2 separate regions of the Homo sapiens genome follow, and region 2 is linked to region 1. Evidence: read pairs that join two places in POLR2A ChIA-PET (ENCODE). Cell type or tissue: OCI-LY7. All regions are shown on one strand. Region 1 has its middle 17 kb from the start of LL22NC01-81G9.3. Region 2 holds the start of LOC105373024 (a long non-coding RNA gene).

Region 1 (2,500 bases):
GGTACCTTTATTGTCCTCATTGCCTCATAGATCCAGAAATTGAGGCACAGAAAATTCTAGTGACTCCCCCAAGGTCACACAGCTAGTGTGTTGGAGCTGGAGTTTGAATCCAGGTGGTTTAACTTGGAGGTCCTCAACTTTAACCTCACCTAGGTCACGTTGCTCAGGGGAAGTACAAACTATGGTGGGCAAGGTTGAGGTCTAGAATACGTATGTAAAAAGTCCAGAGGAGAGGCCGGGTGCGGTGGCTTACGCCTGTAATTCTAGCACTTTGGGAGGCCGAGGGGGACGGATCACTTGAGGTCAGGAGTTTGAGACCAGCCTGGCCAATATAATGAAACCCCGACTCTACTAAAAATACAAAAATTAGCTGGGTGTGGTGGCGGGTGCCTGTAATCCCAGCTACTTGAGAGGCTGAGGCACGAGAATCACTTGAACCCAGGAGGCGGAGGTTGCAGGGAGCCGAGATCACACCACTGCACTCCAGCTTGGGTGATAGAGCAAGACTCAGTCTCAAACAAACAAACAAACAAACAAAAGTCCAGAGGAGGCAGTTTACATGGAGATTTTCATATTTGCTGCTAGTCATTAAATTCTTCCTAATTATGAAGCGGGAGAGATATTTTAAAGCTGGGTGAAGGAGAAGGAAAAGCTGCAGATGCATTTGGTAGGATTTGGGGAAAAGCCAGGCAACTTCTTCAAATAAATTAACCCGAGATAATTACAGGCTGACTTGAGGTCCACAGTCCAAGCAGGGCTTCTTGGACTGTAGACTTGAAGTCTTTATAACACTGTGCTCCCTCCCTGAGGAAGAACAAGAGGAAAAAGGCTGGGAGGTCTTTAGAGACCCCTATCTGCACCTCCCTGTTTAACAAATGGGGAAACTGAGGCCTGCATGGACAATAAAGTGAACTGTCAAGGTCCCAAAGCATGTGAGAGGAAGACACAGAATTGAGCTCAGGTGTTTCGGCTTCCTTTGGGGCACCCTCTCAGTGACCTTGCTGCCCTGGCTAATTCAATGCAGGGTGGCCAGAACCAGGACTCAGCTCTGGATGCCAGCTCAGCTGCCAAACAGCTGTGAGACCCTGGGCAAGAGGCCTCCTCTGAGCCTCAGTTTCCTCATTTGTAAACTGGGGATAGTCAGAGAATCTACCTTATGGGGCGGTTGTGAGGGTCTAGGGGCTCCTGGGATGAAGCGCCTGCCATAGTACCTGGCGTGGAAGAGGGGCTGGATAAGTGTGATTTAGCCTTAGTATATTTCCCACATACCTCAGCCACCCAGAAATGATCAGAAACAAAGAAAGGACAAAGGAGAAACCGTTTCAGTTTAGCCGCAGGAAAGCTGAGAAGGGAGATGAAGGATATCTGTAGGGACAGAAATTAGACCCTAGGGTGGAGTCTGGGCCGGGCTTTGCCTGCAGGGGGCAGATAAGCATATTACACATTGCCCAGCTGAGAATAAAAACCAAAGCCCCTCCAGAACAGTCCCTGGGGACCAAGCCACATGGCTGGGGAAGAGCCTCAGAGTTTGGGTTCCCTAAAAGCAGACCCCGGAACAAGGATTCCCATGCAAGGGTTTACTTGGGAACCCTCATGAGGAGATGCAGGGAGGGGAGTGGGGAAGAGAGAGAAAGAAGGAAGCCAATCAAATGTACACAACTGGCCGGGTAGGGCGGCTCACACCTGTAATCCCAGCACTTTGGGAGGCCGAGGCGGGCAGATCACCTGAGGTCAAGAGTTCGTGACCAGCTTGGCCAACATGGTGAAACTCTGTCTCTACTAAAAATTCAAAAATTAGCCAGGCGCGGTGGTGGGCGCCTGCAATCCCAGCTACTCGGGAGGCTGAGGTAGGAGAATCGCTTGAACTTGGGAGGCAGAGGTTGCAGTGAGCTGAGATCATGCCACTGCGCTCTAGCCTGGGAGACAGAGAGAGACTCCATCTCAAAAAAAAAAAAAAAAAAAAAAAAAGAAAGAAAGAAAGAAAGAAAAAAAAAGTACACGATGACGGAAATTACCCCTGGAACTTAACTCCCCCCAGGAACTCTAGGAAGCATGTAGAATCTGTAGAACCTCAGAGCTATCGGGGCGTTGGGGTAGGGCTGCCCCCATGGCAGGGGAGGGCTGCACCTCCTTGGCACTCGCAGCCTTGGGGCAGGCTCTGCTCCAGCGGCGGTGGCAGTAGCGTGTGTCCCTGTCATAGGAGGCCAGTGTGGGCGCTGGCGGCAGGAGTCAGGGGGAGCACCCTGAATGGTCCAGGTGGCAGAGTGGGTGTCAAAGGGAAACACAACCGACATGAGTGCAGGCAGTGGAAGTGGAGGCAGATTTGGTTCAGCAGGGGAAAGAGCTGAGCTCTGTTCCAGCTTCTGCAGAGGTGGCTGGGCAGACGTTTGAAAGAAAGAACGTGGGAGCTGGGAAGACAGCAGGCACTCAAGTGAACAGCGATGAGGGCTGGGCAGGGTCGGAGCCATCCCGCCAGTTGTGTCTATGTCTGCAAGCTGGC
Region 2 (2,500 bases), 350 kb before region 1:
AAACCCTGTTTCTACTAAAAATACAAAAATTAGCTGGGCGTGGTGGCAGGTGCCTGTAATCTCAGCTACTCAGGAAGCTGAGGCAGGAGAATTGCTTGAACCCGGGAGGTGGAGGTTACAGTGCGCCAAGGTCGTGCCACTGCACTCCAGCCTGGGCCACAGAGCAAGACTCCGTCAAAAAAAAAAAAAAAAGTCAATTTCTGGCCCCTCCTCAGAACCCCCAGGGGAATCTGCAGCCAGCCGGATCCTGGCCCTGGGCCTGTGCCTGGGAAGCACATACCTTCCAGCTACGACTGTGAGCCCCTCCCCAGCCCCTTTCTGGGACAGATGGGGACACTGAGAGCCAGAGAGGGGAGATGTGTAGCAGAGTTGGAACTAAGGGCCAGGTGTCCATCCCGCCAGTCTCTGCTCCCACTGGGATTCCTGCCCAGCCTCTGTCCACTCCGAAGGCTGGGATGAGCGTCTAATGACCGTGTGCAGGGAGAAGGTCGGGGGCAGGTGAGGAGCAGGCAGCCTGGACCCTGCCTCTAGTGGACAGTCCCCATCCCCTTGTCTGACCCCAGGGTTGGGGGGGCCTGCCTCACTTTTCTGAGCTGACAATTGTAGGGTCTCTTGGATGCTCCCACACACTTCGAGTGCCCACAGCTCCCCCACGGGGTACCCGGGAAGGAGAGAAGCGGTGGTTGCGGGGGAGAGGGACGGCAGGAGTACAGGAGTGAGGCTTAGCTGTCTATGGCCTTGGGGGGCTTATGTTCTTGTCCTGGCTCCTGAGAAGGAACGGTTTGGGAGAGGAACTGATTGAAATGTACTTTGCGTTTCTGGAAATTGAAATACTCAATTTGAGAGCATAGCGGCAATTAGTGTTTAATCACAGGAGGATAGAGCATGGGTGGCTGTGCCTGAGCTGGGGAGGACGGGTGGGCTGATTACCCGTCCTGCTTCCTGCTGTGGGGGCTGAGTCCCATTCCTCCCCTTCCCTAGGACAGATTAAAGGTGTAATTTGATGAATCAATTTGTTTTCTGGAGGAGAGAAGGGAGAAGCAGAAATCTCATAATAGCTGGAAGCAAGTTGCTCCATCCTGTCCTACAGGAGTCTTCATCAAGGAGCCAGGGGCGGTAGGGAGGCAGACCCAGTAGAGGAGGCCTCAGTGGTGTCTTCCTTTGAAGTCATGCACACCTGAGTTCAAATCCTGGTTCTGCCATTTACCAGCTGCACGACCTTGAGAAATCCACTTAACCCTCCACTTCCTCATTTCTAAGAAGGACAGCCCAGCAGGGTAGCTGGGCTAATATTTAATATTAGTCAATGTGCCTTCTGCAGTGTCTGGCACTTAATGGATGATCTATAAAGGAGAGAGGATACTGGGGGTAGGGAGGGGTGGGCTGAGACAATTGACCCCTGCTGGGCTGGACTTGAGGTTCACGGCCACATGGTTCCCTGTGCAGCGCCCCGTGGGTCCCAGCAGACACAGCACCATAATGGGAGACTTCTAGGCCGAGAGGGCAAAAGCTTCAAACAGCAGGCGGCAGCACCAGCTGTGTGGTGGCTGGGAGCTGGTCTAGCCTCCGCCTTCCTTCCAGAAGTCTCCCCAGCATCCTCAACCAGGTCAGATCCCCCAGCATGACTCAACATCCCTTCGACTTCCCTTCTGCAGCCCTGTAAGTGCTGGGGGTGCTGTATGTGGTGGTGGGCACCTGGCATGCCAAGTTCATAGCAGGTGCTCTGTCAGTGCAGAGCTGGGCACTAGTGGCCCAGGGTGACAGGCTTTGGCTGGCTGGAGCAGGGCTGGGTCAGGGTCGGGAGAGGCTGGGCTGCAGCAGAGACAGCTCAGGTCTGAGTCAGACAGACCTGGGTTCAAATCCTACCCATCCCTCCCAGTGTTGGGGTAGGGGGCAAGTTGCTGCCCTTCTCTAAATCTTATTTGTAATTTGCTTTCCTGGGCTGGTTATTAAGAATAGTAGAATTTGTCTTCTACCTTCTCCTGGCAGGTGGATGCCTTAGCTCAGCTCCAAGGGACAGTTTTGGGTACTGAGAGGGAACAGGGATGGGGAAGGTGGCCTCCCTTTTACTGAGTCCATACCAGGCCCTGTGTTAAGCTCTTTATGCACTCTGAGTCCTCATCACTCCCTTGTAAGGCAGGAGTAATTCTTTCCATTTTCCAAACAGAGAAACTGAGGCTCAGAGAGGTTTCCTGGCTTGCTTAGTCTCAGCAGCGAGGAGCCAGTTGTTGAACGTGGGGTTGTGTGACTCAGAGCCTGGGCTCTGTCCAATCCCAGCTGGCAGTGGGGGAAGGAGGGGCCTGGGCGGGAGGCTGCAGCTGGGCGTGGGTGGGCAGGTGGGTGCAGAGGCCCATAGATGCTGGCTAATGGGCCCTGGTGGGCCCGGCGCTAATGGGCCCTGGAAGTGCCAGGCGTAGATTTAGTGGGAAGGCAGGTGCTGGCTGCAGTGGGCCAGGAACTCTTCTGCCCCTCCTTTCCCTGTCCCATTCCTCAGGCCAGG

What was found. ChIA-PET counts read pairs that join two places held together with the same protein. Peaks named below come from ENCODE experiments on the same cell type or tissue, not always from the same donor. Only the 100,000 strongest peaks of a DNase experiment are listed, where the experiment ranks them.
Region 2: POLR2A ChIA-PET joins it to region 1 with 6 read pairs; 1 of 35 experiments calls an interaction of 5 or more read pairs at or near these places.

What each region holds. Positions count from the first base shown.
Region 1 is chr22:36,981,249-36,983,748 of GRCh38, reverse strand. No RefSeq gene overlaps it. Among named protein-coding and RNA genes, the nearest start is that of LL22NC01-81G9.3, 17 kb to the right of the region's middle. RefSeq lists a cis regulatory region at 1,085-1,684. In OCI-LY7, a CTCF peak has its summit at 1,417 (motif pointing right); a DNase peak (open chromatin) is centred at 1,438.
Region 2 is chr22:37,331,052-37,333,551 of GRCh38, reverse strand. LOC105373024 (a long non-coding RNA gene) reads left to right here and starts at 1,416. Exons shown (of 4, transcript XR_938232.3): 1 at 1,416-1,659. In OCI-LY7, CTCF peaks have their summits at 1,311 and 1,511 (motif pointing right); DNase peaks (open chromatin) are centred at 1,191 and 1,531.